3 separate regions of the Mus musculus genome follow, and regions 1 and 3 are each linked to region 2. The links are chromatin loops, found by intact Hi-C in ENCODE. Cell type or tissue: gastrocnemius. All regions are shown on one strand.

What was found. A loop is a pair of places that touch in the nucleus more often than their neighbours do. Peaks named below come from ENCODE experiments on the same cell type or tissue, not always from the same donor. Only the 100,000 strongest peaks of a DNase experiment are listed, where the experiment ranks them.
Region 1: a loop joins it to region 2, with 2.5 times the contacts of the local background. A loop is called at or near these places in 4 of 42 quality-filtered maps.
Region 3: a loop joins it to region 2, with 2.6 times the contacts of the local background. A loop is called at or near these places in 2 of 42 quality-filtered maps.

The regions. Positions count from the first base shown.
Region 1 is chr17:10,412,962-10,420,961 of GRCm38, reverse strand. All of the region lies in intron 4 of Pacrg (PARK2 co-regulated), which reads left to right. Among named protein-coding and RNA genes, the nearest start is that of A230009B12Rik, 39 kb to the left of the region's middle. In gastrocnemius, no CTCF peak of the experiment used is centred here; a DNase peak (open chromatin) is centred at 4,606; H3K27ac peaks cover 2,562 bases.
Region 2 is chr17:10,490,231-10,498,230 of GRCm38, reverse strand. All of the region lies in intron 4 of Pacrg (PARK2 co-regulated), which reads left to right. It overlaps A230009B12Rik (RIKEN cDNA A230009B12 gene), which reads right to left. Exons shown (of 2, transcript NR_077237.1): 2 at 5,174-6,937. Gm16168 (a long non-coding RNA gene) reads right to left here and starts at 5,033. Exons shown (of 3, transcript XR_003952273.1): 1 at 4,622-5,033; 2 at 1,690-1,778. In gastrocnemius, a CTCF peak has its summit at 4,848 (motif pointing right); DNase peaks (open chromatin) are centred at 1,771, 4,820 and 7,237; H3K4me3 peaks cover 250 bases; H3K27ac peaks cover 7,595 bases.
Region 3 is chr17:9,841,532-9,849,531 of GRCm38, reverse strand. It overlaps Gm34799 (a long non-coding RNA gene), which reads left to right. Exons shown (of 2, transcript XR_003952248.1): 2 at 166-4,824. Among named protein-coding and RNA genes, the nearest start is that of Gm34799, 61 kb to the left of the region's middle. In gastrocnemius, a CTCF peak has its summit at 3,882 (motif pointing left); DNase peaks (open chromatin) are centred at 257, 460 and 3,787; H3K27ac peaks cover 1,621 bases.

The DNA of each region.
Region 1 (8,000 bases), 77 kb after region 2:
CCAGAGTGGTTGCACCAACTTGCAATCCCACCAACAATTTCTTTTTTCCATATCCTTGACAGCATCTACTGTCACCTGAATTTTTGATCTTAGCCATTCTAACTGGTGTGAGGTGGAATCGCAGGGTTGTTTTGATTTGCATTTCCTTGATAATTAAGGATGTTGAACACTTTTTCAGGTGCTTCTCAGCCATTCGGTATTCCTCAGTTGAGAATTCTTTGTTTACCGCTGAGCCCCTTTTTTTAATGGGGTTATTTGATTTTCTGGAGTCCAGCTTCTTGAGTTCTTTATATATATTGGATATTAGTCCTCTATCTGATTTAGGATTGGTAAAGATCCTTTCCCAATCTGTTGGTGGCCTTTTTGTCTTATTGACAGTGTCTTTTGCCTTACAGAAACTTTGCAATTTTATTAGGTCCCATTTGTCGATTCTCGATCTTACAGCACAAGCCATTGCTGTTCTATTCAGGAATTTTCCCCGTGCCCATATCTTTGAGGCTTTTCCCCATTTTCTCCTCTATAAGTATCAGTGTCTCTGGTTTTATGTGGAGTTCCTTGATCCGCTTAGACTTGAGTTTTGTACAAGGAGATAAGAATGGATCAATTCACATTCTTCTACATGATAACTGCCAGCTGTGCCAGCACCATTTGTTGAAAATACTGTCTTTTTTCCACTGGATGGTTTTAGCTCCCTTGTCAAAGATCAAGTGACCATAGGTGTGTGGGTTCATTTCTGGGTCTATTCCATTGGTCTACCTGTCTGTTGCTATACCAGTACCATGCAGTTTTTATCACAATTGCTCTGTAGTACAACTTTAGGTCAGGCATAGTGATTCCACCAGAGGCTCTTTTATCATTGAGAAGATTTTTTGCTATTCTAGGTTTTTTTGTTATTCCAGATGAATTTGCAAGTTGACCTTTCTAATTCGTTGAAGAATTGAGTTGGAATTTTGATGGCGATTGCATTGAATCTGTAGATTGCTTTTGGCAAGATAGCCATTTTTACCATATTGATCCTGGCAATCCATGAGCATGGGAGATCTTTCCATCTTCTGAGATCTTTGATTTCTTTCTTCAGAGACCTGAAGTTCTTATCATACAGACCTTTCACTTCCTTAGTTAGAGTCACACCAAGGTATTTTATATTATTTGTGACTATTGTGAAGTGTGTTGTTTCCCTAATTTCTTTCTCAGCCTGTTTATCCTTTGTGTAGAGAAAGGCCATTGACTTGTTTGAGTTAATTTTATATCCAGCTACTTCACTGAAGCTGTTTATCAGTTTAGGAGTTCTCTGGTGGAATTTTTGGTGTCACTTATATATACTATCATATCATCTGCAAATAATGATATTTTGACTTCTTCCTTTCCAATTTGTATCCCCTTTTGTTGTCGAATTGCTCTGGCTAGGACTTCAAATACAATGTTGAATAGGTAGGGAGAAAGTGGGCAGCCTTGTCTAGACCCTAATTTTAGTGGGATTGCTTCCAGCTTCTCACCATTTACTTTGATGTTGGCTACTGGTTTGCTGTAGATTGCTTTTATTATGTTTAGGTATGGGCCTTGAATTCCTGATCTTTCCAAGACTTTTATCATGAATGGGTGTTGGATTTTGTCAAATACTTTCTCCGCATCTAACGAGATGATCATGTGGTTTTTGTCTTTGAGTTTGTTTATATAGTGGATTACATTGATGGATTTTCGTATATTAAACCATCCCTACATCCCTGGAATGAAACCTACTTGGTCAGGATGGATGATTGTTTTGACGTGTTCTTGGATTCGGTTAACGAGAATTTTATTGAGTAATTTTGCATCGATATGCATAAGGGAAATTGGTCTGAAGTTCTCTATCTTTGTTGGGTCTTTCCGTGGTTTGGGTATCAGAGTAATTGTGGCTTCGTAGAATGAATTGGGTAGAGTACCTTCTGTTTCTATTTTGTGGAATAGTTTGAGAAAAACTGAAATTACTCACTGATAAGTGGATATTAGCCCAGAAACTTAGAATACCCAAGATACAATTTGCACAACACATGAAACTCAAGAAGAATGAAGACCTAAGTGTGGACACTTTGCCCCTTCTTAGAATTGGGAACAAAACGCCCATGGAAGGAGTTACAGAGACAAAGTTTGGAGCTGAGGTGAAAGAATGGACCATCTAGAGACTGCCTCACCCAGGGATCCATCCCATAATCAGCATCCAAACTCAGACACCATTGCATACGCCAGCAAGATTTTGCTGAAAGGACCCTGATATAGCTTTGTCTTGTGAGGCTATGCCTGTGCCTGGCAAACACAGAAGTGGATGCCCACAGTCATCTATAGGATGGAACACAGGGCCCCCAATGGAGGAGCTAGAGAAAGTACCCAAGTAGCTGAAGGGTGTTCTTCCACCGTATAGGTGGAACAACAATATGAACTAACCAGTACCCCCCAGAGCTCGTGTCTCTAGCTGCATATGTAGCAGAAGATGGCCTAGTTGGCCATCATTGGGAAGAGAGGCCCCTTGGTCTTGCAAACTTTATATGCCCCAGTACAGGGGAACACCAGGGCAAGAAGTGGGAGTGGGTGGGTAGGGGAGCGGGGGCGGGGGGAGGGTATGGGGGACTTTCAGTACAGCATTTGAAATATAAATAAAGAAAATACCTAATAAAAAATTGGAGAAGAAAAAAAGATGTACGTGCCTGTAGCTGTGTTTCTGCCAATCATAACACTTCGCTCAACAAAGCCCAACAGAGTGCCTTAGTCCATCCCCTTCCACACAGCCTGTAGCTCTCCACCACACCGCACCAGTCAGTGCTCTGGAACCTTCCTTTCCAACCATAACACACCCAGACAGGAAGATCCCTGTAGAAGCCTGTTCCTGTGATATTCCACTTCCACCCTGCAGGAAATGCAGATGCCACCATCTAATGTGCCATGGAACGTCTAATTCGTCATCTTATAGCTGTCAGGTTCTTTAAAAGAACAGTAGAACAGATTAAAAAGTGAGCAGGCTGAGCTCTCTCTATCAGAAAACAATTGTAAGAGGGCTTAAAGGTACTTAAGGTTTTATTCTTCATAGGCTTTTGTGTGGAGCTTGTTTGAGGCCCCCATTCTGTAGTCCACTGGAGGATGAATGGATGGTTCCTTGACAGACTCAGCTTTAGGGTAATGGCTGGGTCAGGTGGTAACACAGGCAGCCTGCAGGTGTATTTCTCCCCACTTTATTGTACCATAATCTCTCAAATAGGCTAGTAATTAGACCTGCCAGCAGGAGTGTGTTTCACACGGATCTGTAAATGGCCTGCTTTATCTCAGTTTATCACGCATTTGCTAACAGGCTCTAACAGCATACAAGGAAATAGATTGAAAGGAGAGATGATTCTGAACCAAAGATCGGCCTGTAATAAAGGGCTGCTCCCTCCAAATAATTGCATTGTTCATTGAATGGCCATATCAGTTATTGATCTGACTTTGATTCTGACCTCCCTGCATTGATCAGAAATTCTGAATGCCTTTGTAACTAGTTTGAACTTTGGAATCTACTCTCCATGTCTCTCCTGGCTCCAAAGCCTTGCTTCATGCAGTAACATATACATCCCACTCCCCTCCTCCCTTGTTAGCACGAAGGTTGGGGGCACAGTCAGTCATTCCTGGACCTCCAAACATCGTTGTACAGCCAGCTGTGCCTATGGATGCTTTAAAAGGGACACCAGCTGAAGCCTGTTCCCATCAGAGGACACGCTAAGGCTAAGGTCATTGGCATGGATTTATGTGGAGGCTTGTGTTACAGCTGTCTGCACTGTCCCCTGCCAGAAGATAGATAGCAGACTTTAGTCTCCCCAGCTACTGGTCAGCCTCACCTCTGGCCCCATCCGAGTTCAGCTTCCAACTTCTACTGTGCTGTCTCTTCTCTCTGACTCCTTGCCTTCAGTGCCTGTGTCCCCCAGGTCAGGGGAGCTGGTCCTAGACAATTTGTATCTCTGATCTCACCTACATATTAAAGAGCATACCCGTGCCGACACAGGCTGCATCAACTTCAATTCTAGGATTATATATGTTAACAAATTAACACTTTGCCCACCAGTCAGAATAACAATGGTGTCTGTGCATTCATAGACAATGCAGTCTAAAGATACCTACATAGTCTTGAGTGAAGACAATGAATTGTACAAGGTAGGCCCGGAAGACAGAAATTGTGGACAGGCAACTTCCTGGCCTCTGGGGTGACAGCAGACACACATTTTCTCCTTGTGACACTAGGCTGGCTGTGTGGCTGCTATACTTGCTACCCTGCACTGTTGTGCAAGGTTTCCTATGGTAGACTGTCTAGGCTCCCAAGACTCCATCACTGGCACTCACTGGCACTGACTCTCTGACCTGTAAAAATGCAAACAATTGATCCAGACCTAAGGAGCCACAGCCATACAGCAAGCCCTTGAGCAGTAGTAAGTCTCGGGCACAGGAGTGTGGGAACAGGGTTCCCCAGTGAAGGATGCTTCTAGGGCTGGGACTGAGCAGAATAGCTCAGGTAGAGGCCATGGACAGTTGAACAACAGTAGATCCCTGCTGAGAGACTGTGAGAAAAGGCCAAGATGACTGGTGAGCCTCGTCTGTGTCTCCACATACATCCTGATGGGGCTTGTAATTGTCCTGATCTGACTTGACAGGTCATGAGGCATAATAACTGCCCAACCGCTGTGCTCATCTGCCAGGCCATTCTATCCTCAGAGCCATGAGCCTGCTCTGCAAGTGACTCTAGGCATGACGGAAGAGTTGGTTCAGACACCCAGGTCAAAGTAGCAATCCGTGTACAGGCAGAGATCTTAATGGTGCTATATGAAGTGGGATTGTATCTTCTCAAGTTGACCTTATCTCAGAGATGGGACAGAGACTCAGGCTCATACCCTCCCCATCTGGACATCTCTCCCTCTTGTTGTCCACATCAGGCAAGGTCCGTCTTCCCCAACCCATCTCATTGTCTTACATAAAATTAGATTTACAGTATGACTATTAACAGCCACTTAGCTATCTCTCCTCAAAAACAATAAAGAAGGGAATCGTTTTGCAGGCACTAAGCCCCCACAGGAATGCCACAAGATGCTATCTGAATAATTTGAGGCCCCCACATCATGGTCATGATGAAAGGAAACTCCACATTTTCCAGTTGATTTGCTAGAATGGCAACTCTCAGAGAGAAGCAGCAATAGAGGAAATAACAATAGCAAAACATGTTCCTGAGATTCGAAAAGTCAAGACTTAGTGATGGCACAGCACAGAACTATTGACTTTCATCTACCCAATCCTGCCTGCCACAGTGGGAAAACAAGGTCATTCACTTAGACACCAGGACTGCCGAGGGTCTGGAGGAAGAGGAGGAAATTACTGAGTATAAGCTTAAGCTAGAAACTATTGACACGTGAAATCCTCCCGTCAGGGACCATGACTACCTGGGCTGCAGACAATCTGCAGCTTAGTGACAGTGTGTCCTGTAGGTGATCACACATGTCCTGACCCCACTGCTCTTGACTCCATCATGATCCAACGCCATGTTTTAACATCACTGTGACCCTCTGAAGTGGTAGAATGAGCCTCTTTTATCAAACACTAGGGTAAAATGTAGACTACACAGTGCTCACTGGGGTCTCTCCCTGCCCATTCAAGAGGAAAGTTACATTATGGATAATCTGCCGTGATGAAGGAGTAGTGTGCATGCAGTTATAATGACCAACATGTTTCAATGGGCTTTGATAGCGCTAAAGACACAACCTGCAGACTCTTACTCCTCACTGCCTCCATCCTGTGGATATAGCATCAAGGCTGTTTCTGTCAGAGCGAATTGGTAGCAGGCTATGCAGGGTCAACAGCAAGTCGGCCTGCATCCTCTTGACTGTCCCCCAAACCATCGTTTTGTTACTGTGCTGTCTCTGTCCCCACTCATCTGGACAGAGTCCTGATTCAGAAAAAAAAGCAACCGGGTATGCTAAACTCAAGAATTTCAGGAGATAAAAATGTAAGCCAGGCAAACAAACATTCTTTTTTCAAAAGTCTCACACGTCAGCATGTTCCACTTATCAGCACTTCCAACAAGCTCTGGTGTCCATTCTTGTGCAAATCCAACTTTGCTCTGGCAAATTAAATGGTCACATATTAATTTTCCTTTACAGTCTCTCTCTCTCTCTCTCTCTCTCTCTCTCTCTGTGTGTGTGTGTGTGTGTGTGTATGTGTGTCTGTCTGTCTGTCTGTCTGTCTGTCTGTCTGTCTGTCTCTGTGTGTCTGTATGCATGCATGTCCTCAAGAAGTTTTGATTAGACTCAGCAGAGCTGCAGACACTGGTGAGTCCAATCAAAACTTTGGACACTGGTGAGTCCGTTGCTATGCAAGCCCCAGACACTTGGTGAATGTCCCTTGCCACATTTAACTTACCTACGTGAAAGCTGATAAAAGTTGATCGCCAGAGCTTTGAAAGATAGTTCAAGGTTATTTTTAACTGAGACACTTAGGAATGGCTAGAGGGTGTTAGCTCTGTCCCGTTTACAGCACTTAGCTCAGTTTAGCACAGCAGATTGCTTTGATTTGTTCATTAAATATATAATTTTTTTGCATTAATTGAGCTCATTTGATGAGAACTATTCCCACTCTATAAAATTTCTGGCTAATGGCTTGGAAATCTATTCAAATTCTGTACTCATAAATTCATTTCAGAACTTTCAAAGAGTAGATCTTTCAGGCAAGCTGAGATGTAGCCCGCATATCCAAGCAAAGCCTAACCTATAGAAAGACTGGGGCAGCACAACACGGCTTCTTCGTGCCAGCACAATCACGGAGAGCATTTATTTAATTTTTTAAAGTAGAACAAATCGTGCATCACACCATACAAGTCTTTAGCTCTGGGCTTTGTGCCTGGAGGCAGGCTGTCACCTGCAGATTCCCTCACACGGCACCCTTATACAGGGTACAAGATGGCTTGGGAGCTGAGATCATTATGTAAATGAACGCTTCTTCTACATTTATTTGTCTGTGTGTGCACATGTGGGTGCACACGTGCTCTCTCTCTCTCTCTCTCTCTCTCTCTCTCACACACACACACACACACACACACACACACGGAAACCCAAGAACAACCACCCAGTTCCATTCCAAAGGTGCCATCTACTTTTTTGCTTTTTATTCTTTTAGGGACAGGGTCTCTCACATGCCTGGGGCTCACAAAGCAGGCTCAGCTGCCTGATGAGCCTCAGGGATCCACCTATATCTCTGTCTCCTCAAGGTCGGAACTGCAAGAGCATGCCACCATACCTGGCTCTTTTGAGTGGGTTCTGGATGGGGCAGGTTGGGAGGATGCTTTGGCCCTCATGCTTGGAAGGATGGACTTTAGCAATGAAGCTCTTTGTCCAGCACTAGACAAAAGTTGTAAGGACCATAACATGTGAAATCAAATTTTGGAGAACTCAGACTACTACTTGATTTGAGAATAGCATCTTTTAGAAAGCCTCAGTTACAGAAAAGAAAACAAAACCACAAGACTAAGAAGTGGTGGTTGTGTTGTGGTGTTGTGTTGAAACGGAAGGTGGTGCTAACCTTTGCCATGCAGGCTCACCTAGACAGTCCACAGGCAGCTAAAATTATCCCAGCAACTTTGCAACATTCCCGAGTAGGCTTCTGTAAGTTCTTCCAAACAAAAAAAGCATTTGTGTTAGTCTTTATCAAGATGACAAGAAATGACCAAGTATCTCCGAGAGAAATTTAATCAAGCTAAACTTAAATATTAATTACAAGCTCCATGCAGATCTAAGTTTTCTGGAGCAAAGGCTGCTAACAAAGTCACTGGGATAATCAAACTTTTCCCTTTGGAAAAGGAGAGATTGTTCAGTGGTTGTTTGGCCTTCTCCTTCCACCTGGAGATTACGCATAGCATGGGAGTGTCCTGCTGAGCATCTCATAGGAAGACCATGGCCTCCCCATCTTCATGAAGACTGGAAAGCTTGAATGTGATTCAGAAAGGTCACCAACACTTGTGA
Region 2 (8,000 bases):
GTGAGCAGCAAAGTGTGAGCCTGCAGGTCTGGAGTTCCTCACTGAACCTAGTGTGTAGCCAGCCCAGATGAGTCGTCACCCCCCTGCCCAAGAACAGAAGAAGGAAGTCAGCTTGCCTTCCATCACACACTCTGCTGTGGATTTATTTTTATATCAAATAAGTAAGAAGCCTGTCAACTTGGCACACAGTTAATGTGTCTGCCCTGTGAGGGCCCTGTCTGCCCTTGATCTTCTCCATAGCCAGGGCCCCAATAAGTATGCAAATTGCACAACTGTCTTCTAAACATAGTAATGCCCTTTACTGGAATCCCTGGAAACCCGGAGCTTCTACATTTGATTAAGTCACAGCGTTATTTTAAGACAAGGCATAAGAGTTTGGTATACACTAAAAATTGACAACTAGCTTTTTACAGTGTCAGCTTTTAAAGCCAGCTTTGTAAATTTGCAGTGAACCCTGCACCTCTGCCCTTAGTTAGCCCAGAAGATTCCGTGCCCACAGAGTGGGCTGACCTTCACTTCAGATAATGTTCTCCAAAGGCAAGCTACCAAAAATACAAGGAAAATAAATTGGAATTTGTTATCCTGAATTACAAAAAAATGCATTTTGCTTAGATAGCAGGATAAACAGCAAGGAACCTCCAGAGGAAGCCTCTTTGACCAGATCATGGAGTGACTTTTTAAATCATGTACTTGTGTGTACATATACATGCTTTCTCTCTCCCCCCCCTCTCTCACACACACATACACACACACACACACACACACACACCCCACATACTCAACACTTAAGCAACTCTATGTGACAACTATTTCTGTTTCATCTTAGAGGTGGAACTAAGGTGAGTTTTTGCAGGGAATAAATATGCAACACTGTTAAAAGCTTGGCTTCTTGCTTCCTTCTCTAAGGCGAGGTCTGAAACGCATACTGGTTTTCCATGGGAGTCAGGCAAGCTGTGAATTTGAGAGGAGGGGTACAGAGTCCAGGGCAGACATCTGGCCCTGGGGCTGTGTGATCTCTAGAAAAATCCCAATTTCTTTTACCCCAGTTCCTAATGTGTGCAACAGTTAGACTTCAACATAATCATAAATGTGACCCGACCTTTAAGTGTAGGAATAAAACTTAAAGACAGGAGACTCAAGCTCTTAGACATTTTAACCATAGTGAAAACTTTGAAGTAAGTTACATACTCACTAATGTGGATATGGTTAGGTAGAAATTATGTTTGTTCTTATGAGGGAAGACTGTGAGTATTTAAGTGGGTGAAGAGTAGTTAAGACTGGGAAAGAAACCATCCTGATAAAATCCAATAAAAAACAAGGCGCTGGGACATACAAATAGAACTTTAACTTGTGCTGGTGAGAGAGTGTATTTGTGTGTGTGTTAAGCACTTGCAAAAGGTTAGTAAATATACATAAATATACATAAATATACATAAATATACATAATATGCATAATATACATAAATAGCCCAAATAGCTGCCCAGCCTAATCTTCCCGGGAAGCACTGGGGGAGACCACTTGCCACCCTTGATATGTGAAGAAACAGTAGCTCGTGAAGGGAGAAATGACTGTCCCGAGGACAGCTGGTTAGCAGCAGAGCTGAAGTACCAAAGCTCGGAGCAGCCATCTTCTCCAACACAAAATCGCTAAAGCCTCTGTTTACCCACCACACTTGCTCCTTTCCTCACCTCTGCTACGTGGAGTTACCTCATGCTCGAAGCCTGAGGGCTGGTCATCATGGTGGGAGGCTCAGGAGGGGCTCCCAGCAGCCAGACGCCTGTGCGAGAACAATGTTGGAAATTAGATGAACCGCCGCTGCGGTACTTCCTGGGAGCAAGTAAACACTAAGTGTCACAGAGTGTATGTGTGTTGCAAGCTAAGCCAGGGTTTCCTCAGACATGGCCCACGGTGCTCTCAAATATAAAGGCGCATTGAGCTACAGGGCAGCCAAGCATCAGGAATTGGATAGTGCTCCCTATGAGTGCTCCTCCACAGTTACAGCAGAGCACGCTGCTTCAGGGTCAGAGTGGAAAAGAGACCTTGGAGTTCCAAAGTCTGTTGCTGGAATCATTTCTGACATAAACCACAGAGTGTGTCTCTGCTCTCTGGCTCTTGGTCCAAGTAAAAGAGCTATTTTCTTTATTTCTGAATAGTTACCTAATTCACAGGTCAGAGCTTCAGAGTCAAAATAACCTTATTAGAAGGAATAAAAACAAACAAACAAACAACAACAACAACAACAACAACAAAAACGTGATTAGATTAGTTAAATTGGTGGTAAAATGTCCCCTCTCCGGCCCTGCTTCCTTTGTTCAGCCCTCAGGCGCATGCACTCAGCCTCGATTCTCCCCCAGGCAGTCGTGCCCTGTCTGGACACAGAGCCCTCAGAGCCAGCACACCCATGCTGCCGGGCTTCTGCCCTCTTCACCGGTGCTTCTGCAAATGCTATGACCTCTGGTTTAATTCCAAACATATAAAGCCTTCTGATTTCTAAATCAGTGTCAGTCTGCCAATGAATGGAGGGCACAGGTCTAATAAGGAGGTGAAAGGATTTGCTCACCCACAGAGCTGAAAACTTCCCGTTGGGCCCTGCCTTGTTTTCTGTTGCCATTTATTTTGTTTTGTTGACATTTGTGACTTATAAGTTACAGCAGCTGTTCTCAATCTGTGCTTTCACAGGGGTCGCCCAAGACCATCGGAGAACAGATGTTTACATTACAATTTATAGCACTAGCAAAATTACAGTTATGAAATAGGAACAAAAAAATTATAGTTGGGGTGGGGGGGTCACTACATCATGAGGAACTGTATTGAAGGGTCACAGCGTTAGAAAGGTTGGGACCCACTGATCTAGAGGATATCTGTTGTATGGTCACCAGATTACAAGACACTGTGCTGGGTATGAAAGGAAGATGGGAGCAGAGAGAGACAGAGGCAGTGAGAGACAGAGAGAGAGAGACACCTCTGTTGGGGGGGGGGGGGGAATTAGAAAGAAGGGAGGAGGGAGGGGCTAAAAGGAAGTTCCTGTCCTTAGAGATCTCACACTGCATAAAAGCACCAAGAGACCTACCTAGCTGAAGAGAACACTCCTGAAGCCTGGACTGCAACCGAGAAAGTCCATGCATTTCACCTGACTATCAAACCTACACAGCTGGGAGAAATATACTCTGGACTGTGTAAATGGAGCCTCTGAACCTCCATTGCACATTTGGAGCTGGGCCACCTTGTTCACCCATGGTGACCTGGAGAGGTGAGGGTTCTGCCTTTTCTTTTTGGCTTTTGTGACCGGCTAAACCATTGTCTAGGACCTGTAGGGGCGCCAGGGCTCAAGCCCCTCATCCAACCTTCATTTGAGAAGCAGCAGGTCTCTGACACAGATCACTCACTCCCTATGTCTATGGCTGGCTACCATCCCAACTATTGAGTATGATACTCCTTCGTCCCTTGAAGGCAGGGTTGACCTGTAGTTCCTGAGGCCATCACAGTAGTATCTACTCTGTAAATCTCTCATACTTGCAGGTGGTATGCCCAGAAGCCAGACAAATGAGACTTCTCACCCTAGGCCACACATGCAGGGCCCTCCAGCCCAGGCTGGGCCACAGCCCTTCTTTTCCCTCCTCTGCTCCTGAATTCACCTGGCAAGAAAGAAGTGCTCATTCCAATCTGCCTAAAGCTGCCCCAGCCTCAGAAAGTCATCCAGCCTTGCATCAGCTTTGAAAGCATTCCAGTCACCCCGCTATTGGATCTGATCATTTAACCCTTCTAAGCCACACATGGCTCCGTTCTTTTCCCACTTCCTCCCTCTGATCTTCCATCTGACGCACAGTTCTAAGAGATTTAAGCTTTTGCTCAAGGTTAAGTTCTCATGGCCCATTTCCTGTGTGCTCTTGCTTCTCTAGGAGAAGCAATCACTTGATTGATAATTTCTGAACAATGGAGATAAATACATTGCATTTGGGAGGGCTCACGCTTAAGGTTATTGGCAGGTGCATTTGTCAACCTATCATGGTGGCTTCACAGGACTTTTCTCTACATCTAGCTCTGGTGGCTTCTATTCTCCATGGTAAGCACCATTTGCCACGTGGGTCGTCACAATATTCTGGAGAGACTCAGTGGCAAATGCTGCTCTCAAGTCTCATTGTGTTTCTCAGTGGACTTTATAAGGAATTCCTTCCCTTTACTTGTGAGGTTCTTTCATTCTATAGGGAACAAAGCATGGTTTCTTTAGGTTGGAAATAGACACCAAAAAAAAAAAAAATCCAATTTTATTTTTTCTAAACAAATTCACAAGTTATTAACAAAGATGACACAAATGATGATAAATGTATACCTCTCATGGAGTGAGCATATACAAAATGCTATGTATATTTCTATCCATTTCCACTTAATTTTCATCTTAGCTCTTTAAAGGCTGGGGCTCTGAGCTCTTATGCACCAGGGACAAATATTCCAGTGATAATCAGGGAGTCTAGCTAGGTAGGAAGGGAATCTTTGCAACACAGAGATTGATAGCCTCTCTGTGAGGTCAAAGCAGCCCCCCCCCCAAAAAATCTTTGAGTCACCTTGGCGACAACCGTGTGGCCCACAGGAGGCAGACACTGGTCTCAACCTTGTACCCACCTGTCCTGCTGCTGCTGCTGCTGCTGCTGCTGCTGCTGCTGCTCGAACCAGCGCCAGTTTCCTGCTAGTTGAAAGCTGCTCACTGACCTTTCTGCCATCATGCACAGACTGTCCCATGAATGAAGGGTTAAAGAGTCCAAGCTTGCAAATCTCAACAGGAAACCCTTTAGGAAACTTTTACCTACCCCTTAGCATCTCAGGGTCACATACGTGGCCTAGCTGGCCACTTGGGGACAGCAGAGACTCAGGGCAGCAAAAGGGAGAGCAGAGACAGGAGATGAAAGAGCCAATTCTCCATTCTTCTATGGTCCCCAGAGATGAACACTGTGACCTTGTTCCCAGTCTCCAGCCAGCTGTCCTTCCTCCCCCTCCGAGAACACTCCACCCCCAGGACGTGTCCCTGGAAATGTATCCTCATGTGTTAGAGAGAAGGAATTGGGGATGATTTGCTGGTGATGGGAGTGGAGGGAGAAGAGAAGAGAAGAGAAGAGAAGAGAAGAGAAGAGAAGAGAAGAGAAGAGAAGAGAAGAGAAGAAACAGCCATGAATTTTTATGAACATTCTTTAATCAATTAGACAGATGCGTTTTATTATCCATAAATTAGCTGAAATTTCTATTTTGATTTTGTTTTCTCCCCACTGGTTAAAATAAACGTGGTCCTTGCTCATTGAATCAATGCCCTGGCATCTCATAAAATACCTTGAGTTCCCTTGCCAGCAGAAGGGAGGATCCCCAGGGCTAGTGTGTCGGAATGCTTAGGTTGCTGATTGCAGAGCCCCAGAGATTATGGACTCCATTGTGTATAGCCTGCAGCCCAGAGCCCCCAGTTGAGGACAGTCCAAAGTTTCAAACTTTGACCGGAAGGGGGCTTTAAAGATTCAGGGTCAATGTCCAATGAATTACCAGTGTTCAGCTCAACTAGGCTACCTACAAATATTTTTTAGATCTTTATCCTGCTTAACAGATGTTTCCTGTACTGAATGTTGGAAGCCAGCAGAAGTTTTGTTGGGTCCATGAGCTTAGGGGATACCTGCTGTTTCTACCAGTGGATTGGTAACAACTCTCACCCATTTCTAAAAATTCCTTCTTATGAAAGCAGGGAGCGGCTGAAGGTTGGTAATGAAGTCTCTAACACTCAGAGGCTTTGCCAAGTCCGTATTTTAAACTGCATTATCTCTCTGTGAAAATACAATAAAATAACCGACTTTGAAATGTTCTGTCTGCAGACTCAGTCCAAACCAGGCTGGTGTTGAGGGTCACTGTCTTCTTCCACAGCTGCTTCCTGGGACTCAGGACACACCCAAGAATAGACTCTGCTCAGGCATCCCTTACAGCCAACAGATTTCAGCCAGATTTTCAGATTTGGTCAAATTCCATCTAGATAGGCCACATAAAACTCCTATGTAGACACTGATATAAATATGAAATACATTGCAGTCTGGATTTAGTACATCATTTAGATTTCACAAATAGCCTTACTGTGAAATGTTTGTCTTCTAGACAAGCTGAAAGCAACAGATCCTAAGCAGCTCGCTCAGGGCCACGTAGGCCTTGACCGATAGGGCACAGTCCGATCTTAGGGTCCTCGATGTTAGTTCAGAATCTTCTGCTGTGTGCTAGAGGAGTAGAGGCAAGCACTGTGGGAGCAGAGACGGGGAGACTCTGCCTGTCCTCGGCAGTTGATGATCCATCATGGAAGAAATGCGAAGGATTGAGAATTAGAGCAGCTGTGCCAGTTGTGTTCTGGAACAATGGCCGAATGAGAGAGGAGTGGTCAGGCAAACAGCTGAGACGGCCATAAAGGCAGTCATCCCCTGGCTCGGGCAATAGTAAGGGGACATGCTGGCCCTGAGAGCACCTTCATCCAGACAAGCAGCCCAGGGAGAGTGCTTCGGTATGGAGGGGCCCCCGAAGCCGAGCCACAGTACTCTAGATTTGCCTTGCAGGTGGGCTCAGGACATCATAACTGTGGCCCAGAAGGCTTGGTTCTGAAAAGGAAACAGTGAGAACTGCAGCCAGCACTTTGGAGTTGACTTAGCCAAATCGAAGCCGCAGGGAGGTGCGTAGAATAGAAGGCTGGTGGTGGTCTTGACCCTCAAGGCCTGGTCTGGAGACTAAAACTCCTGCCAGCTCCTCAGTCTCCTCATTGGCAGGGGCAGCCTTAAGAACCAACCTGGCGTAATTCAGGGTGAGAATTGAGTAAGAGTCAGGAAAGACTGAGAGAGCACAGAAAGCCAAAAGAAGAAAACTTGAAAACTCCCCAGTAGTGATAGGTCGCCAAATGGAACTGTTATGTGGCCTCTCTTTTCATTATGCCTGTTAAGTGGATCAAATGGTCTACGTAAGCTCCTGTTACATAGTAATTAAATGAAGTAATGTCCTGTGCCCAAAATGATTAAATATGTCTCTGAAATTAAGAAAATGGAGGTTTATGATTTTAAAACTATAACCATAATGAAATTGTATGTCCCTTATTGATTCTATTATAAAATAGTTCCTTTTCGCATCCTTAATTCAAAGCAGAGAAATACTAGCATGGTTGAAAATCCAGGACAGAAACCTCCCCAGGCTGTGCTGTGGGGAGCCTGTCACTTGGGCAGGGGTGTTGCTCACTTGAACAGTGTCCGGGCTGTCCTGGAAGACAGTGAAAGGAGTTAGGGTTAGCTTTGCCAAAATGTCTCTGTGAAAGAGTTTCCTATGACAGGGTCTTATTCTGTTCCTGTTGAACTTCAGCCAGGTGAAAATAGAAGATCCCCCACCATCGTTTTAAATTAGCCTTCTACTGCACACAGAAGACAAAAATCACTGTGCAAATTTATCTCCTTGCGCTTGGCTCCTTAAGAAATCTACTGTGCTGCTAATGCACGGACCTCAGAGGTAACGGAACACAGAGTAACAGGAAGGAAGCCTTAAAGAAACACTTCTGATTTAATATACATCTATTTAAGCATCCAGTACATTCCGTATGGAAACTGTTTTTTGAGTGCCTCAGGTTACGCCAACTCTCTCCACAGGCTTCAGTGTTATAGCCCAATAAAACAGTCACTCACCAAGGTCATGTGACCATGACAAACTAATGGTGAGACTTTGAGTCTGGAACTGAAAGGAATATTGTCAGAGCAAGCCTAAACAACTATACAGTGTCTATATATTAATATAGACTAGGAATTGGAAAGAATTTTCAACATCTAAATAGGAAAAGGAAGTGCCTCCCCCCTCTGTGTGTGTGTGTGTGTGTGTCTGTCTGTGTCTGTGTGTGTTTGCGCATATACTATTCCCACAGGTCACACCAGGTTTACTGCAGCTAACTATCCTAGTAAATTGTTGCTATGGATGCCTGAACTCTTCTTAGAGAAGCCATAACTGGAAGGGCCTACGA
Region 3 (8,000 bases), 650 kb after region 2:
TAGATTACCACTTTCTGTATTATACTTTGTAACCCCCCTCCAATAAAACCATATTTATATCTTCAATATATTTTCTTAAATATATATCAGTGTGACTTTTTCTGACAAATAGAAAAGGAAAACCAGAAAGGACAGATTATTCTCAGTGTCTCTTTCTCTCCCTAGAGTGTTCCTGTCGTCTCCTGGCCCGGAAGCAGTGACTGCCCTGTGTCCAGTGTCTGGCTGCTGAGTCCTTGGGAACGTGCCTAAGTGTCCCAGTTCCTGTGTATGATCCCACAGAGCCTGCCTCCTGCACAGTCCTGAATGGCATCATTGTAACAGTCTGCTCCATGTTTAAGATTCTAAGTGACCCACATTACTAAAGAATGTCTTTCAAGAGAGGAAAACTAAATGGCCAGTAAGAAAGGATCTTCACAAAGACGTGCCGAGGCATTGAGGTCCAATTCTTCAAGGTCTTCAGAGGCTGCCAAACTCAGGCTCCCACCCTCTCCTTCCATGGGAGTCTGTCTAGGCTGAAATCTAAGTCCAAATGAATGAATCTGCTTGGGGGGTGGGAGCAAGCCACAGCTGTGACTCTAGCTCACTGGGGGTTTCTGTTTTATAGGCGGTCAGGATCGAGTCTCTGAAATTATCAACTTGGGACTAGGAAAACAATTGATACTATCTGATTTGTAGAATAGCCCTGGGTAGGGAAATACTAATTTTAAATATCATTCATCTTTCCTTTTATCCAGTCTCTGCGCTGTAATGGAATTAGGTGAAAGGACTGAGTCCAAGCTGTAGTGAGCTCAGGGGAGCTTGCACACCGAACTGACAAATTAATCTGTGGACAGCCCTCATCCAGTACTTATTTAGTCAATAGTCAGTGAATGAGAAAAGGGGAAAGCACATTTTTCCTTTTTCTTTCTCTATTCCTTCCTTCCTTCTTCCTTCCTTCCTTCCTTCCTTCCTTCCTTCCTTCCTTCCTTCCTTCCTTCCTTCTTTCCTTCCTTCCTCCCTCCCTCCCTCCCTCCCTCCCTCTTTCTCTCTCTCTCTCTCTCTCTCTCTCTCTCTCTCTCTTTCTTTCTTTCTTTCTTTCTTTCTTTCTTTCTTTCTTTCTTTCTTATTTACTCATTAGAATTTTTTCCAATCAGCATACTGTGAACCTTCTGTATCTTTTCCAAAACCATCAATTTTCAGCTTAATTGTTTTTCCCCCCTTCTGACTAAAATGTGAACTCTTGAAGTAAACGTATTTACATGTTAAACTTCCCAGACTGAGTTAAGAGAATTAGAAAAGGACTCAGGAGATAGGAAATATGTTCAGCTCTGTGGAAGAGCTCATTATGGAACGTTTCCCAAACAGCTCTGCAATGAATGCATTGTGAGACCACCTATAATCGATAGACACATGTGTAAACTGTTAAAGGAAATACTTAGCAAGGTTTCAGAATTTGAGGCTGATGGGGGGAACTTCTGCTATTTGAATTTATAAGGAGCACCAGGTTGCAGGGCACATCACACTAGCACTCCTGTGATCCTAGCACATGTTATTATATAAGTCTGTTTGTGTTAGTGGGGGTACATATGTGTGCATGTGTGCACATGCAGAGGGCAAATGTGAACCTGTGTGTAATTCCTTAGGGTACTGCCTACCTCGGTTTTTTTTTTAGGCACAGGCTCTCATTGGCTCAGGCCTCCCTTATTTGGTTATGTTTGCTAGCCAGTGAGCCCGAGGGACCCACCTGTCTCCCCAGCTCTGGGATTCCTTCTACCTGCCAACAGGTTGGGGATTTTTTTGTGTGAGTTGTGAAGATCCAACTCAGGGCTTCGTGCTTGCTAACATAGCAAGCATTTATTAGCCATGTTATCATCTCTGCTTCCTGGGGTGTGTCCATTCATTAACTTATTCAATAAGCATTGTGACTGAATGGTGCAATGTTCTACTGAGAAGAACTTAGAACCAATTTTCTGTGCTCGAATCCTGACTCTATCAGGTATCATCTGCTTGAACTTGGCCAAATCACTTGACTTCTCTGAACCCCAGTTTCTTTTTTGTAGAAGGGGTAATAAATAAATAAGGGGTAGGACAATGTGGAGTTTTCAATGACATAATTAATTAATACATATGTTGCTTCCCTAGTGCCCAGGACACAGAGTGTCCTCAAAAGGACATGATTACGCTGTTTTCTCTTTGTCAGAGCACTGTCTACATATACACTCTGTGCCAAGCACTGGAAATGGCAATGGCCACACCACCTCCTTCAAGGCATTCTCCTGTGAGGGAGAGACATTTAAGCCACTGAGGATGAGAGCATCACACATGTTGAGAACACAGCCACTTCTTCACATACTTTCGAGAATAAAATCTGTTGAGTGACTGAGCAAATGATTGCCAAGAGAGAAGCATGGGGTCATAGGCAGACCTGTTCGATGCAAGAACAGAGGTGCGGGTGAACCCATTTACAGGACTCTGGTGGGAGGGGTCTGTCCCGCCAGACAGTTAAACTGAAGAAGACATGCTTGTCTCCGGTCCAACCTGTGCCAGACGTTTGGAGATGGAAACGCTCTATAGCAAGTGGCCCTGGTTAGAGAGATGAACTGCTGTAGGTCAAGAGAGCAAAAAACAAAGGAAACAGCAAATTCCAGGAGGTGAAGGACGCGCTGCTCTAAAAGACTTAAGAGAAACTGGCTGGAAAGAGACTCCCAGAGAGGAAGTGATCGGGAGGCAACTTTGAACCAAGAAACACTAATCACAGCCCCTCACCCACACTCTTCTCCAGACTCATCCGCAGAGCACGTTGCCTGCCTCCTGTCCTTAGAACTGCATCTTGGCATGACTTGTGTTTAGAAAGATGAGGACACTGTGGATTTTAATTCTAATGAGGGACATAGGCGCTTGACATAGTGACATTTGTTTAATACCTTGTGCTCCATGTTAAAAAGGTCCTCCATCTATTTTTCTGGCCTAGAACATAAATGGAGGCCTAGGAGGCAAAGGAGGACACTCCGGTGCTCAGCCCCCCCCCCCCCCCCCCCACACACACACAGAGCCAGCCACTCACCAGAGCTCTTGGGTGTTGCTGAGACAATTCAGTCATTTTTGCCAAAAGTTTATAATGAAAGAGAGTAAAGGCCCCTCACCCCTCATGGCAGCTGCCTTCCTGCTCTCTCTCTCGGCTTCACTTTTCCATTTCCCAGCTGGTAAAAGCCTGAGAGAGAAAGTGCAGACTGACAGTGTCACCCATCTCATGTTTTGCCAGCAAGGACATCATAAACAAAATCAAATAGCTACTCTATCTTACAGAGCATTATAATTGCACAAGGAAAAGGATATTTGACATGGAAGGCAGGATGGAAAATTAATTTCTCAAATAAGACAATATTCATGACTGTATTTAAGTTTACAGAAAACTCCTTCTGTCATTTTTTCCCCCTCATTTTGCCATGAACGAATAAAATTTGGCAAGGGTCAGCAGTAGTTCCCCCAAACACTTTTTATGCCTGACTCCTGGACTCAACACTTAGATGCTGGAAGAATCTGATATTTCTTCTGCCCCTCTATCAACAGTGGCCATTCATAGCCAACAGCAACTATTCACAGCCAAATGACTCATCGTGGCTGCAGACAAACAAGTCAATCTCGTTCCTGTTCTTGCTTTCTGAAAAACATTTCTGGCTTCATGTAGTGCTCAGCCTGGGATGCACTCAGCTGGTGGTTCCCCAGTTATCCAGGACAAAACCACCATTCCCAGGTCCCCGGCTCTGGCAGAACTAAGTCAATGCTGGACCACAGACTTTTGCGTGTGCTTCAAACATTAAATCCTAAAGTACAGTAGGGAGAGATCCATAGTGCCCCTGGCCCTTCCTTTGTGGATCAAGGCTGAGATGGTCTTTATGCCATCTGGAGGTGGTATTGGAGCATGACAACCATGTCAGGTGACCTGCCATTTCCTTAAGCACCAACAGCAGTGTGGTATGAAACATCTTGCCCACATGTAATCCCAGTTTTCCTGTAAGTATGTGTGTATCTGTATTTGTGCAGGTTCTCTCATGTGTGCAAGAATGTGTAGAGGCCAGCATTAACATTGAGCTGCCTCTGTCCATTGCTTTGCTGACTGATTTTTTTTTTTTTTTAGACACTCTTTCACTGAACCTGGAAGCTCACTATGTCTGTTGAATTAGCTGGTCATGGGGCCCCCAGGGTCCTTGCCCCATGCCGGGTTACAGCTGTGTATTGCTACCAGCAGCCTTTCATATGGATGCTGCAGACCCAAGCTCAGATTCCTATGCGTATGTAGCAAGTACTGCAGCCACGGAGCCATCTCCTCACTGTCTTAGAATGGTCACAATCTTCTGTGATTCACCCAACTGCATACTAAACTTCCTAGTTTTATGGTTTGTATTGGGACAAGTCCTCTGCCTTTTGACAACACTACTGTAAGCAACTTGGTCTATGGAGATCTAGATTCCTAATGTTTGCATAGGGCTGAAAGTGTGTTTGGTCCACATATGTGGCTGTTGTTTGCTTTTGGTTTATAGGGTTATGGGTGCACAGGTACAGTTTAAGGCAGTGGTGTCTGGAGAGGCCTATGTTTGCAGGAAGCAATTAGAGTGTGAATAGAGCTCTCATCTGTGGTTCTATTTCTGTGCTCTTCAGTGTCTATGATTCAATTAATTGTACCTTTGTTTGACTTGAAGAATCTATTGAGGAATATACTTGAAATGAAAGAGTAAGTGGCTCCATTGAAATGCATCCACTTCTCAAGCTTTGATGCTCTGATGCAGGTATAGTGTGAAGGCCTCGAGGTACTTGACATCAACAAGTGTCCGCTAGTGTCTCAGAGTGTGTTGCGATCTGTTCACAGCCCTGATTTATTAGGAGAAGCCTTGACATTGACATGCTTGGAAGCATAGTACAGCCATTTCTGTGCCCTCTCCCTTTGTCTTGGCTTATAGGGCCAGGGGGTTTCTAACCCTATCCTAGTCCTGTCTCATTGGTCTTGTTCCCTAGTTGTCACCACACCCTCCCTTCCCATCCACCTCAACTGGAGGGAAGGAAGAAGAGGCTCTCTGAATCTGCATGGGGTAAGGGACAAACAGACCCTGCAGTAATTCCAGTGTGGTTAGGACTGGATATGAAGAGTACTCTCTGGTCTCTCGTTATCCACGTTCATTCTTATAACTCTCCTGGCTAATGGGCAGAGCACCCCTGAAGAGGATAATGTCAGTAATGGGCCATGCGTGGCCACTGTATCAGGGCTAACCTATTTACAGCCCTATACACCTTTCTTCCCTGCCAGCATCAGACCCTATAATTTCTGTTTTCTGAAAGAGAGGGAGTTTCTCAGGCTTCATTCATGGCCGTTTGGGTCCAGATCCAATCTTTTTGGTGCTGTTCCTTCTGAATGTTACCTCACAGCCCCATTGTGAGTGGGAGTGACTGGACAAGAGTGATGGGGACTAAGTTGGAAGATAGGGAACTTGGGACTCGCTGAGGGCTACCCTGGTACTAGCAGTACAAATCCGTCTCTAGGTTTTGAGTTTGAGTTTTCCAAACATAAGGACAGTCAACGGGCTGTTGCTGAACATTCCATTGACATTCCATAAACAGCCAATTAACATGCATTAGTACCTCACCTGACAGAATTTAGCACCCTGTGGGAGACAGGCCTCAGGGCTTGCCTAAGGGGGACTCTTGATTGCACTGAGGTGGGATGGCCTGCCCACTGTGGGCAGCATGATTCCTTGGCTGGAATCCTGGCCTGGGTGAGTAGAGAAAGCAAGCTGAGCTCCAGCAGCATTCAGTCATTCCTCTCTGGCTCCAGATTGTGGATGTCTTGTGACCAGCTGTTTCAAGCCCCTGCTACTTTAGCTCTCCCCCACCCCCACCCCTCAATAGTGGACTTTACCCTTGAACTATGAGCAAGAATAAGCCATGAATTTCTGACTTTGCCTGTCACAGCAGCAGGAAAAGTATCTATGGAGCTTGCATTATTATTTCAGGTTAAAAGTATTCACCCCTGAGTGAGTGGTCACTTGTCCTCAGAGCTATACATCACTCTTGCTGTAGGTCCTGTAATGTCTGGGTCACTTGATCCTACCTAATAGTGCTAGAGGTGGCTATGGAATGGCCATTGTCAACACTGAGGAGTCATGTGTGCATAGCTCAGAGACATTTTACTTCTTGCCATTAACGTTTCTCTCTACTCAGAACTCAAGTGTACTCTGTGTTTGTAAGCTGTGATAGCTTTTAAATTTCCATAGTAGACCTGTGTATATTTTATGGAGTTAATGGTGAAAGTGGCTATTACTTGTGTATATTTTGTATAATTGTGACAAGTATAAATTTTGTTTTCTTCTGTTTCCTTACATTTAAGATTCCAGAGAATCAGTACATGGACTATGCAATACAGACTGTTACTCAAAGGTCAGTTGTTCTCTGACATCCCTGCAGAGCAGTTCTCTGGTAATTCCCTTTGTCCTAACGAAGGTCTAAGGCTGAAAATGACTGAGCAGCTTGGTCATGCTCATCCCTTTTCAACTCTTAAATATCTTCTCCGAGGGGTCATGAAGGCTGAGTGACTCCCAGGAGTTCAGAACTCTCTACCTGCTAAGGAACCTTTGATGGACAAGCCTGCAGTGGGAGGAGGAGCCTGAAGTGGGAAGATCTTGCATCTGCTCAAGTTCTCCATTTCACCCTTTAAATGGAAGGTGCTCTGTATATGCTTCAGGTACAGGGTAGTCAGGGCTTCAGAAACAGAGCTGAGCGGAAGTACAGACAGACACAGGAGAGAGCTTAAAAGAGAATTAGCCCACTCCATAACAGGGATGTGGGTCCCTACAATAGAACATCTCTAAGCTGCAGATCTAAGGTGTCATGAATCGCAAGGTCAAAGGTCTCAGAACCATAGAGCCAGTGGTGAAACTCCAGTCTGAAGCCACATATCCAAGAGCCAAGAGAGCTCTGTGGGTAAAGAAGCTCTCTGGAGCAGCAGAACACATGGAATGAACATATAATGCCAGGTTTACATGGCAGAAGCTGGGCAGTTCAACTATGGCTGCCTGCCTGGACACTGGTGAGCCCAAGAACCCAATAGTTTCTCAGGCCATGTGGCAGAATGCTTCAGCAGTCCCAATCTTATGATAAAGGGCTAGAAGACTCCTGCAGCACTGCAGGTCTTCCTGTCCATGGCAGTAGGCTAAAGAGGCAGGATTCCAATGTCAGCAGAGCACCCTCTGCAGTGTCAGCAGCAGCAACAGAGTGGATGCACTTATCAAAAGCAGACAGGCAAAAGCAGCACCCTCTCCCTCAGACCCTTTTGTCTCACTTCCCATCCACACTCACAGGATAGAGAGGAATTAATGAAGCCTGCTGTGTTCACTTTCCTTTCTCCATTCACACTGTCTAGGATAGGGAATGGAGCCACCCACAGTGGGTGGGTCATCCCACCTCAACTAATGTAATCAAGGTGATTCCAGAGGCCCATCTCCCAAGTGATTCTAGATTTTCTCAAGCTAACAACTGACACTAACTATCGTATCTGGGTGTCATAGGGTTTCCGTTGCTGTGAAGAGACACCATGACCAAGGCAACTCTAATAAAGGACAAGATTTAATTGAGGCTAGCTTACAGTTTCAGAGGTTCAGTCCATTATTATCATGGTAAGAAGCATGGCAGATTACAGGTAGACAGGGTGCTGAAGAAGGAGCTTAAAGTTCTACATCATGATCCAAAGGCAGCCAGGAAGAGACTATTCCTTCTGTACGCAGCCAGGAGAAGGGTCGAGCTGAAGACTATGACCTCAAAGCTCACCCCCACAGTGACGCCCTTCCTCCAACAAGGCTACACCTCCTAACACTGCCACTTCTCATGGGCCAAGTATATTCAAACCACCACACTGGTGTCCCTTAACCTAGTCTATACGATATGAGAACTAACCATTAATCATCACTTATCTGTGATGAGTTTTATTGTGAGATTTTTGTACATGTATATAATTTGCTACAGTACAATACACT